2 separate regions of the Mus musculus genome follow, and region 1 is linked to region 2. A link is a contact called in ENCODE Hi-C or POLR2A ChIA-PET data. All regions are on one chromosome and are shown on one strand. Each heading gives the region's core, a stretch centred on a gene start or an enhancer-like site at or near the end of the contact. The rest is flanking DNA. Distances are from core to core; before and after follow the strand shown. Region 1 overlaps Dip2c (disco interacting protein 2 homolog C). Region 2 holds the start of Dip2c (disco interacting protein 2 homolog C).

Region 1 (6,374 bases), core at 1,754-4,253, 38 kb after region 2:
CATGTTATATACCTGAGAGAATCCATTTTCTCAGTATATTCCACAGTGCTATGGGACTACAGGCTGTGTGTGTAAAGTGGCTGGCATGAGGGTTGTGGTGTAGGACAGTTATGCTGCTACAGGATTGAAGTTTATCATAAACATTTAAAGAGATTATTTAGTTGTCAAGTCGTTGTAGATTTTTTATTTCAGCCATTAAAGTTTTTCAGAATGTTACTTGCTGTTGGAATTCTGGTGGTTTCATGAATTTACCCCATCAACATATTTTCTGGCAAGCTCCTATTTATGGTTGATGGACAGTAGCCCAGTCACATGTCCTGCTACATTGTGTCTCCCTACAAGCAACTACCAGAGGCTGATTCCCTTTCCTTACCAAGCATTTCAGCTCAAAGCTGCCTTATACTGGAAGGAAAATGCACTCTAGTCCCAGTAGCCTCTGGGGAGTGGACTTGTGGAGTATGTGTCAGGCTTATATTAAAGAATATTCAGAGCTGGCTGCATTTGCATGCAGGGCATTTCTCCTACCTGCTTCACATGGCAGGGGTCTTTCCTCACTTTGTTAAGTTAATAAAGCCCAGGGAAGGCTCAGGACTGCACAATGTGGATGCATGTGTGTTTGGAGATATGCAGGGACATGTGGCACTCACCTGGGCAAACAGCCCTTGGCTTTCTGTGTATCATTTCTGTATCCTGGCCCCAGACCCAGGATCTGACGGTCAACATATCTGGCATATTGCTGTTTGGGAAACTGGAGAAATTGCAGTGGTCTCCCAAATGACATTAGAGAAATTAATTGAGTTTGTCCATAGTGTGGGTTACACGCACATGACTTACTAGCTGTAGAGATGGCATATCAGATCTTGCATACCTGTTTTGAGGAGTGGGTATTTTGTTTTCTAGGTAACAAAGATATTTTCTAGTCATAAGTGAATGGTTTTAAATATGAGATGTCAATGATGTATATCCTAAGCCTAGAAATATTCAATATGAACTGAGATGCTTATTAAGATTTCAGACCCAGAGCTGAGGCCCATATTTTGTGTACCAAAGCAGACCTGATTTCCAGGTTCTCCCAGCATCTCTCAGTCCCTACTTGGCATACATACCATTTCCAACCTTCCTCCAGAGGCTCTTCCCTACATAATCCAGACATTTTGGTGTTCTCGTTCTCTGTCTCTCTGTCTCTCTCTGTCTCTGTCTCTCTCTCTTCCTCCCTTCCTCCCTTCCTCCCTTCCTCCCTTCCTCCCTTCCTCCCTCCCTCCCTCCCTTCTTTTTCTCTCTTGCACAGACGTGTGTCTTCCTCTTCCCCTTCCCCTCTTTCTCCCTCCCCATGGTGACTTCCCTGGCCTCCGTCCTTGGGCTAGTGAACTTGCCAGAGAGCAGTTTCCCAATAAACCTGTGTTTAATATAATCTAATCTGGCTTGAATTTGCTTATTTCACTGGTGGAGAAATAACTTATCAGTGCTAAAGCCAAATTTCCAACTCACCAATGGATCACATCCTAAGGAAGTGAAATTAAAATATTGTGGCAATGAAGTCTGTGTATTGAACTTATCCTGAGGAGGCGTGTTAATCATTTATATTAGTAGAAAACAGTTTCCATAGCTACAAAGTATAATGTTTGACTATGAAGCAGTTGAAAAAGCTCTTCCTTTCCCTGAGTTTTTATTGGTCTATAATCCATCTCAAATGATTTATAATGTGAAGATGAAGAATAGAGATGGTCTCATGCTGGTGTTAAGGGAGGAGTTAACCTTTCCCCTTTTTGGCTCTACTTTTCCTGTTGTCAACAAATACAGAGTGACAGAGGAAGACAGCTATAGTTAGCAAGAAGGTCATGTGTTAGGAAAAGTAGCAACCATACAAAGAATTTATGGCTTTCTTAGGGTTTTCTGTTTGACAATTTTGGATACAGTCCTGAATATATGCCTTATTTTCAGGGCAGGCAATGAGGACACACCTACCAGGATTCTTTCTCTAGAACTGTTCTGGCATTTGAGCGTAGATTCAAGGCTCTGATGGCCAAGTGCTAAGCATTGCTAGTTAAATGTAGTGGAGCCATATCTCCTATTGTATTAACGAGATCTGCTGCCGGGCAGTGGTGGTGCACGCCTTTAATCCCAGCACTTGGGAGGCAGAGGCAGGCCGATTCCTGAGTTGGAGGCCAGCCTGGTCTACAGAGTGAGTTCCAGGACATCCAGGGCTATACAGAGAAACCCTGTCTCGAAAAACCAACAAAACAAAACAAAGCAAAACAACAAAACAAGATCTGCATCGTCAGGAAAGATGCTGACAAATGTGTGGTGAGGAGAATCAAAGCACTTATGTAGTGGGCTGTAGTAGAGCAAGCATGCTTTTGCATTAACAAGAATAGAAAATATGTAGAAAGATGCAGGGGTGGTGTGCCTGTGCTCTCTCAAGGGCCTTGTATGTGTGTATGGAGGCTAGACCAGAATCTCAAATGTTTCCTTTTATTGCTCACTGCTTTAGTATCTTGTCTCTCACTGAACTGGAAGCTTGCTATGTCAGTTAGGCTGGCCTTAGAGCTTTCAGGAACTCTGCTCTGAAATGCTGGTGTTACAAGCATACTTAATATGCATTATTATTATTATTATTATTATTATTATTATTATTATTTTAAATGTAGGCGCTGCAGTCCAAACTTAATCCTTCATCCATGATCATGAAACACCTACAGTGCCATAACCCCATCCCTTAGGGTTTTTTGGGGGGGGGGGGCGATTACAAGTAAGGGGGGCAGGTTGAGTGGATAGACAAAGCTCTTGGTACTATTTTATTTTTTAAAGCAAATTATTCAAGCTAAGATTGAGCCCAGCTGCTCTGCAGCCTTAGCAAGGGGCACTATGGGCCACTCTGTCTCAACCTACAGCGGTGGTGGAAGAGAGTTGGGAAGGTCTTTGTCAGGCTTGAGGGTGACATACTTCATGTTCTATTACTGGGTCCTCAGTCTCACAGGGTTTGGGAATGTGGTCAGGCTGTTTGTCAAGAGCATTTTGGCCCACAGCCAGTGGCAATCTTTGTACAGGGGAATGCATGTGCCAGTTTATTAAAGTTGATACTGCTTAAGCTTTTAAAAATTATTATTTTGAAACAACATCTCACTATGTCTGGTCTGGGTTTTCACTGTATAGCTCAGGCTGGATTGAAGTCACAGTTTTCCTGCTCTGGCTTTCTAATGGCTGGGGTCTTAGGCAGGAGCATCGTGGCCAGCTGTTGCCTAGGTGTTTTATTTTATTTTTTTATTCTATTAGCTATGCTGAGTGTTAAAAAGGAGGTCTAGCTAGCTCAGGTTGTAATTTGACCTCATGTTTTACCAATAGGTTATTTTTTCTATATAGCTTTCCTTTATGTTTTTGTCCTAAGTTTCCTTTTGTGATGCTGTCATTGCTAATGATGAATAGATTTCCCAGGAGTGGGGACCACAGCCTGTCTTTTCTGGCCGTTCATCTATTTAGCCTGCTTCAGTAGGCTGTATCAGGGTTGGTACTTAGGAGTCCCACAGGTTCAGGATGAGGAACAGCTTTAAGGTGTGAATTCATTTGGGCAAATATTCAAAGTAAACATTTAGATGCTTTCAAAGGGCTGGAGAGATGGCTCAGCAGTTAAGAGCACTTACTGCTGCTTTTGGAGAATAACCAAGTTCAGTTTTCCAGCACTCCCGTTGGGTGATTCACAACTGCCTCTAACTGAGCTCCAAGGGATCCAATACACTATTCTGGACTCTTGGGCATGCCACACACATGGCACATACCATGCGCGCAAGCACACACACACACACACACACACACACACACACACACACACACACACACAGACACAGACACAGACAATTCTTAAAACATAAGAACTTATTTTAGAAAAATGCTTTCAGAGGTATATAGTCTAATCTGTATTTTACATGAAGTAATTACTAGAAGTATATTTTACTAAAGGACATTGGAACAAAAATTAAAATTGTAGATGTGTTTGTTAGCCTTTGTTTTCAAGATAGGGTATTGCTATGTAGCTCAGAATAGTCTTGAGTTTATTGTGTACTCCAGGCTAAAACTCAAGACAGCTCTCTTGCCTTAGCTTCCCAAGTGCTAGAATTATATATACCATACCTGGCTCTGAAGTGTGGATACTTACTACCATAAAGTTGTAATTGTACTTTTTTTTTTCTGTTTTCTGCCCTTTCATACTTTGGAGATGAATTTTTTCAGTCATTTGGTCATTCTACAATACTTAGTGATATATCTTTCTCATGTAGTTACTATGTTGGGAAATAAGATCACTGCTGGTGAGGAGTACACCTTGGTGGAGAAGCAGATAAGAACTGAAAACCATTATGTGGTGTGATCCATGATTCAAGACAGGAAATGATAATCATTATGGATACTTATGGAGGTTGTGGTCTAGCTCTTTAGTAGTGCAGGGGAAAGCCCACCAAGAGGCCCTGGTGGATGTCCTTTGATACATGAACTTGGCTGGACTGTGGGAGAGACGAATGAGCTGTGTAAAGGCTGTAAAGGCAGGTGGAGCTGAGACAGAAAAGAAAAGCTTCTATTGATTTTGAGAAAAGGAGCTGAAAGAGATAATGGATATTTGCAGAAGGTACTAGCTATAAACCATAGAAAGAAGTGTTGGAGCTATAGGCTGTATACCTTCAGATTTGTTCCAGAGCACACCTGTAACTGCCCATAGCCACAGATATTTTAAGAGGACTCTTTGCAGACTGTTACAGATCTTGTATGAGTTAGAGCAAAAGCAGAACATCTTAGTCAAAGTGGTGCTGGGTCCTGTCTACAGTTCACCAGGGCCTAAGGACATCTGGAGTCCATGTATGAATTGGATAGGATCCTGGTTGCAAATTACAGTAAACAACTCAAACTAAATTAGGCAGAAGAATTAGTATGAAATCAGAAGCTTAGTTCCAAGCATCAAAATATAGAAGGTGTCCAGCTCAGGGACCAGAAAGACTCAAAGCTGCCCCATCTCTGTTTGTAGCCCCAGGTACAGGCTCTGCTTCTGAGGTCCAGCTTTCTGAAGTACCCAGCTGGTAAGGTGGATGAAAGGCTACTGGCTCTCTCTTGGCTTTGAGCCCAAGTTGGTAGAGAAAGGACTTTATTGATCATTAGACCTCAGGAACAGTTCTGAGTCACCACTAGCTGTGGCAGTGGGGACCAGAAAGGGCACATGGCAGAAGTGGCTACAGGGACCCTTATTTGCCTTGTAAGATGGTGACAATAGCCTTGTTATACTCAAAGACATTTATAAGTCATGTGATGTGTCACTTATGTTGGTCTAGCCATGTATAGTTATTGTAAAATTAGGGTAGTCCACAGACCTGAACATTGTAGTCACCTGACCTTGAAAACATTGCATGATGCTGTTGTCACTATATGCTGATTATGGCAAAATGCATTCTCAAGGTGACTGCCACTAACAAAGGGACAGGAAAGGAAATCACCCTCTGTGTTCGAGCTGTCCAGTGTGTGACTGTTTGTGTCTCCAGTGTGCTTCTCTCTCCTGAGTGTGGGGAGGTCACCATTCCAACAACAGGACTGGGGTGCTAGAAGACACTTCCTTCTGGAATTTTGTTGCTAGTATCTCTCAGAGACAGAAAACTCAAAATTACTTCTCAGGGAACATAAATCCCACTAGAATAGCTTAACTGGACACAGGCTTTGGGCAACAAATACTACCTAAATTTCCTTTTCTGTTTAGTGTGTTTATAATGTGCTGCAAAGCAATGGTACACTTAGATGTAACGCTATTTTTCTGAATAGAATTAGTGAAGAAAAGGTCTAAGGTAAGAATAGTATTTCTAGATTTTTTTCTTACTTCTTTTTTCTTTTTTTGAATTTTACTTGATATCCAGTGGCCACTGTGTTTGTACAGAAGTTTGCACACTTGCTCAGCAACCTCTATGGTCGTGGTTTCAGCATTTTCACCAGTAGTTCTCTTGCGCAGTCTACTAGAAGTTAGCAACTCCTTCCTCTTCCACACTGGATGATATAGGACTTCCAGAAAGGAAGAAGGGGGCAAAACCAAAAGTGTTTCTTCCAAATGGGCTTGGTAAAACAATTGATTTTCTTCTTATATAGAAAGATTTCACACATTTCATATAGTCTAAATGGGAGCTCTCCATGAAACCTCTCCCTTCAGAGTTCAGATAATCTCTCAGAAGAGGAGGCAAAAGGATTTCAAGGGCCAGAAGGAAAGGAGAACACCAGGAGAACAAGATCCTCTGAATTGAATAAGCAAGGTCTGTATGAGTTTACAGAGAATGAGGCAGCAAGCACCGGGCCTACGTGGGTCTGCACCAGGCCTTCTGCATATGTATTCTAGCTGTTAGCTCAGTGTTTTCATG
Region 2 (6,128 bases), core at 1,247-3,746:
CCGGATTCCATTCCAAGTACTCACATGGCAGATCACAACTGTCTGTGACTTCAAATCCTGAAGATCTAACATGCTGACTTCTATACATAAAAATAAACATAAACAAGATGAAAACAATTAAGAAGATGGATGTTCCATTTGGGGGCTGGGGTGTACTCAGGTTTTAGAATGTTGGTTTAGCCCTGGGATTGGTTGCCAGCATTGCATAAACCAGGCAGCATGGTACATACCATCTTTGGTTACATAGTAAGTTGGAGGCCAGCCTTGAACACATGAGGTCCTGCCTCAGAAGACTGATGTACAATTAGCAAGGATGCTGAATATTAGTCATCCTTTCTTCAAGAACCTATGGGGGGTGGGCAGGTAAGACTAGGCTGAAGGTTGGAGCAGTTAGTGAGGGTCCCCTAGTTTAAAGCTAAGAAGTTCACTTGCGTTCCATAAGAAGATGTGCTGAAGCACTGTTGAAAGAAGTGTCTACAATTTCAGGGTCCCATTGCTGGGTACACCATCTCAATGGTCTTTAGAATATTCCAGGCAGGAAGAAGCATGGGGACTAGAAACAGTGTTTGCAGGCATGGGAAGGAAGCAGACCATCAGTGTTTTTGTGGGATACATTTGAGGGGACTGAGAAGCAAAAGTTGTGTGAAGATAAAGGAAGGTAGAGAAGCCAGGGTGACTTTAGCCTAGATAATTAGGAAAACACTAGTAGCTGATAAAAGCAGGTGGGTGATGGGTAAGACCCTAAGGCCGAAGGCACCGTACACATTATTCATAGGACATGGCAGAATCCATCAATGCTAATCAGTAAGTTTCTTCTTTGTTGGCTGTCTTGCTTGGTACTGGAAGGTGCTATGCAGGCTGTGGATGTGTGTGTTTAACAGTTTTAACCATCTATGAACCCTGCAATAATAACCTGAATGATATTAATACTATGTGTGAAGATCAAGGTCATATGCTTTCACAACTGCTGTCTGATTGGATTTCAGACCTGCCTCACAGGAGGAAACATATGCCTGGTACTGCAAATCTGGCTGGGGAGATCATAGGTAGGAGTGAACCTAACCTACTATTACTACTCCGCTAAAGGGACGAGGCATCAAACTGCCCTCTAAATTTGTATTTCTCTACCCACAGACTAGTGCAGACTTCCGACCTCATCAGAGGAATTTCTTTGTGTAGTGGTTGACACAGAAACTCACAACTGATCAAAGTGGAGAGAATAGATGTCAGTAGAGTGCTCAGTCACAAATAGGGCGTCTGTATCATAACCCCACACCCGAAGCTCAGAGACCATCACAGAAGACGGAGTAGAAAGATTGTAATAGTCAGAGGTTGAGGAAAACTGGGAACAAAACTGTCTTCTGGACACGACAATACCTCTGGACTCACAAACTCACAGAAGCTATGGTTGCCAGCACAGGATGAAGGCAGTTAACATTCTAGCATGCCATAGCAAAGGGCTAATGAGCTCCTATCCCTATGGCCAGTTGATGGCTTCTCGGGGAGGGAGAGTCAGTTTTTTATTATTTTTTTCCATAAGGATGTGCCTCCTGTGAGATCAGCCATCCTGAAATATTTGAGCAGAACAAATTGGAGTCCATAGGTTATTGAATAATAATAATAATAATAATAATAGACATAAAATTGGGATAGTAGAGAGGTGGGGATGACTCTGGGAGGAGCTAAGGGATACATTGTAGGAGATTCTCAAAGAGTTAATAAAATGCTTTAAGAAGCAGGTGGATGTTTAATGTTAGGAGATGCTGTTTTTACTTTGGTTTTGTGGTGTTTGGGGCTTCAGGGGCAGCTAGGTGAGATTACTCTGGAGACAGCTGGCCATGCGAGAATGCCCCCAAATAGTCAGACTCCGTATCAGCCATTCAGAATAGACATTGATACCATCACAGGCGATGACCAAAGGGAAAAAAATTCACAAGAGGTAGAAGAAAAGCAGGGGATGATATTGTAGGATGTGAGGGAGAAGACACTTGCTGAAGACTCCTTAGGCTGGACAGTGTGTGACAGACCCAACCTACCTTGATTTATTTCCACGGATGGGAAAAATGAAGTCTAGACAAAACATTGTGTGTTTCAAGGTCATATAGTAGTCTGTTCTAGATCCATGCTTTTAAACTTCAAACCTAGGACTCAATCTATGTCTCATGCTGTTTTGTTTTTTTTTTTTAATTATTTTTTCCTCTTAAAAGTATTTTAAAAAAATCAGCCCTCGATGATCCAGAACATTTGAAGTTTTAACAAGCAGGCTAGGGTGTGCTTCCGAATGCCTTCTTTATTTTTCTCCTTGAGTCTTGAGGAGCCTAACTAAGCCTCAGGGTTGGGAAGACCCCCTCCTAAGGCCAAATGCACCACTGTCCCACGAGCGCGCTCTCGAAGTACTCGCTGGAGGCCCCGCCCCCCTGAGCGCGCGCCGCCGTGGCACGTCCGCGCGCTCCCACCCTCCGCGCGCGCCTTCTTGTTGCCCGGTGCGCGCGCAGCGGCGCTCGCTCCCGCCGGGGCAGGGCGGCCGCGGAGCAGCTCGAGAGCCCTGTGGCCGTGACCGCGGGCGGGCCCGTGATCCGGTGCCGGCCGAGCGGGGCCGGAGCCCGCGGCTGGGGGAGGCGCGCAGAGAGCCGGGCGCGAGGCCACCGCCAGGGTCGGGGCCGCGCTGAGGAGGCTGAGGAGACTGACGAGGCACTGAGGAGGCGCTGAGGAGACGCTGAGGAGGCTGACGAGGCGCTGAGGAGACTGAGGAGGCGCTGAGGAGACTGACGAGGCTGAGGAGGCTAAGGAGAAAATCCCCGCGCGCCTGCCCGCCGCCGCCCGGCCTCCCGCTCCCGCCCGCCCGCCGCCGCCTCCTCAGTGCGGCTCCTCCGGGTTCGAGTGGCGGCCGCTGAGGAGCCCTCCGTCGGCGAACAAAGAGGAGGCCGGCAGGGCGGAGGCGTCTGCGGCGAGCATGGCGGACCGCAGCCTGGAAGGCATGGCTCTCCCGTTGGAGGTGAGGGCCCGGCTGGCCGAGCTGGAGCTGGAGCTGTCGGAAGGTAACAGCAACCCCCCTTAGCCCCGCGCCCGGGCCGGGCCGGGACACCGCTTCTCTGGAGCGCGCTCGGGGCCCCGCGGGCCGGGCCGTGCTGTCACTCCGGGGAGGGCGCGCGCCGGGCCTCGGGGTGGCGGGGCCCCGGCCCTGACCCTGGCCCGGGCCCCGTGTGGTGGCCCCGGGGAGGGTGCATGTGTGTGCATGTGCTTGTGTGCGCGCGTGCTTGTGTGTGTGTGTGTGTGTGTGTGTGTGTGTAGTGTGTGTGCGTGTGTATGTGTGTGTGTGCACGCGCGCGCGTGTGCGTGCCGCGGCCCCCGCCCTCCAGGCTCAACTGGCACGGTGCAGCCGCGATGCCCCCTGCGCGCTGCGGCTGGGCCCGGGGCTCCCGGCTACGAAGCAAGATGGAGCAACCTTTAGGGCTGCGGGGGAAATGGCCTTGGTGGGGATGTGCGCTCTTCCCTAATGGAGAGGCGCTGCGTCCTTGATGCAGCTGCAGTACCACCACCACCACCACCACCACCACCACCACCATCATCACCACCACCACATGCACCAGCAGCACCACCAGCACCAGCACAGCACATGCTTCCACGCTCCCTGCTTGGGGACGGCCTCTGAATGGCCTGATTTTAATGCGAAACTTGTCAGTGGACTTCGGGATTGGATCCCCCTGAGGCTGCAGGCACACGGTCCTGTCAGCGGGAGGAAGATAGTAGTACTATTGTTCCGGCGTGTTTGTGACGAGCTGGTTGAGTTAGAGCCCTAAAACCTCCCCCCTCAGGCCAGGTTGGATGCCTCCTTCCCATCGTGCCGGATAGAGACATTGAGACTTTGCGGCTGCTCTGCTGTGATTTCACGGAGTGTTATATACGCTTTCGTCTTTGCTCTTCATGGTGGACATCATGTGCTCAACTGTCATAAGTTTCAGCTTGGGTTTTGTAGGTTCTTTTTTCCTTTTTCCTCCACTAAAGTTCCAAAATGTGTCTAGTAATAAATATTTAGCGGTCATCCCACTCATTGAGAAGACTACAGCTTAGTGGTGTGGAAATGGCCTGTCGTCTCTCTTGAGTTAATATTTGGAGCAGTTTAGCATGGTAAACTTTTTTTTTTTTTGGTAACGATTTGTGAGGGCCAGCAGCCAGAACGTAAATTCATTCGTGCCAGTTTTCATCATGGGGAGGAGCTGACGTTGACTTTACGTTTTCCCTTTTAACACTTGCAGGGTGGAGAGTAAACCAGGTGGCTGTAAGTGTTGCTTCTGTTATCAGATTCTCATAGATTAGACATTTTCTTTATCCCGAATTTGGGGTTCTCCAAGGTGTTTTGGAAGCAGTCCCTGGGAAGCTCCAATGGAGGAAAAGATAATGTGTCCCAGACTGTGCTTCCTGCCTCAGTTCTGACCATCTAGAGATAAGAGAGAGCATCACCCTTCCACAGGCAGAAAGGGCAGGGCTGAATTCTTTAGATTTAAACTGGAAGATGAGGTATGCAGTGTGGACAGTGTATTTCTAGTAAGTAACTATAAAGAAACATTTGTGTTTTGTTAGACTTGAGATAGACTGTCTTCTTCAGCTTACCAGCGCTGTTTTATCGTCTGCATCCTGTATTGAAAGCACCCCTTCCCATTCATGTTCTCACTCAAAGCAAGCACCTCTGCTATCTGCACTATGTTAATGTGATGTGTCTCTGCCCACCCATACTTGAAAAGTGAGAAGCCATCTGAACCTGCATTGAGCCCTTTCCGCAGGGTCTGAATCTCCCTGCCTACTAGGAAGTCAATTCACATTTACTCTCAAAGCCTCACATAATGCCTGGAGCCACATATCCTGCTCTCCTCTTGTTGAGAGTAGCTGTCTGTTTTGTTTTTAGGTAACAGCGGTCACCTGTCATGATCGATCACTCTTGAAGAGTGAGTGTTGCCCAGAGAAGTATGGAAAACCACTTTAGATGAGGTGTACTTAGCTTAACTCCCTGTGAGCACCTTGTGTCTGTATAGAACTTAGAGGACTCAATGAGTTTCTTGGTGAATGGGTGGGCTTAGAGAAGTGTGTACATATATTTGTATTCAGGAAGTCCTTTTCTATTTTCTTTTTCTATATGAGCTATGTTGAGACCTGACCTAAACTTTTAAGAATTACAAAAAGAATAGAATAGAAAAGAAAAGAAAAGAAAAGAAGAAAAGAAAAAAAAAAGCCTTTTGTCACTGTGTTCAGCTTCTGCTACTCCTTGGAACCTGCTCTTCTCCCAGCCCCCACCTCCCATCTATGTATTAGCTGTGCTACCTTTGACTTTATTATAAAGTGTGGCTTTGTCATTGTTGAGTTTTGATTGTGATTTACAAAAAACCATTTGAAATTCCATGTCTTGTAACCAAGGGGATTGTTTTCCTGGAAGAGATGAATCAATTTGTTTTCTAGTATTGCTGCTATTCTAGTATAGAAACCTAGGAGGTGAAGATCAAGAATCTCTGGGTCTCTTTACCTTGCCTAACTGGGAGAAAAAAATCCCAACATACCCAGTTTCAAAGTGAAAACTTAGGATGACTTTTACTGTCAAATTATTGCAGTGTACTGCTTCCCAGTATATTGTCCACCAAAATCTATATGGAAAGAGTTAAGTTCCTTGTCTGTACATGCCTTTAATCCCCGTGCTCAGGAGACAAGCAGTTCTCTGAATTCTAGGCCAGCCTGGTCTTTGTAGCAGGTTCCAGGCCAGCCAGAGCTACATAGTGAGACTCTGTCTCAAAAAAGAAACAAACAGAAGAGTTGGTTATTTTATTTATTCAACTATCAGAATATCAGAAAGTGTTACAGGAAAATCTGTGGAATTTCCAGGGCTCATTTTCTAAGAGGAGAATAAAAGAAAATTCCATTTTAATGACATACATTGAAAAAAAAATGACCAGACTATTAAAGTTTTTATATCAGCTACCAGCCTAAATGAGTTGTAGATTACCTAGATTTCTATACATTGGTTCACTTTGGGTCTGTACCATCTACTGGGGTGCTGTTATATATACTGATGCTATTTTTATTTGATCAAGTTATTGTTTGTTTGATAAGGATTTGTCCATTGGTAACTTGGCTGCAGGTTT

What was found. A loop is a pair of places that touch in the nucleus more often than their neighbours do. ChIA-PET counts read pairs that join two places held with the same protein, here RNA polymerase II (POLR2A).
Region 1: a loop to region 2 is called in a map of heart, with 2.0 times the contacts of the local background. The contact joins the enhancer-like site here to the promoter of Dip2c in region 2. A Hi-C loop is called at or near these places in 1 of 37 maps with a recorded cell type or tissue (heart). POLR2A ChIA-PET finds 5 or more read pairs at or near these places in 1 of 5 experiments (embryonic stem cell).

Annotation. Positions count from the first base shown.
Region 1 is chr13:9,311,326-9,317,699 of GRCm38, forward strand. The region is part of intron 1 of Dip2c (disco interacting protein 2 homolog C); the gene reads left to right. Among named protein-coding and RNA genes, the nearest start is that of Dip2c, 38 kb to the left of the region's middle. Within about 2 kb of position 3,004, at least 1 of the 3 ENCODE cell types and tissues checked has a DNase peak (open chromatin) inside an H3K27ac peak, as active enhancers do.
Region 2 is chr13:9,274,029-9,280,156 of GRCm38, forward strand. It overlaps Dip2c (disco interacting protein 2 homolog C), which reads left to right and starts at 2,497. Exons shown (of 37, transcript NM_001081426.2): 1 at 2,497-3,038. The coding sequence starts at 2,954.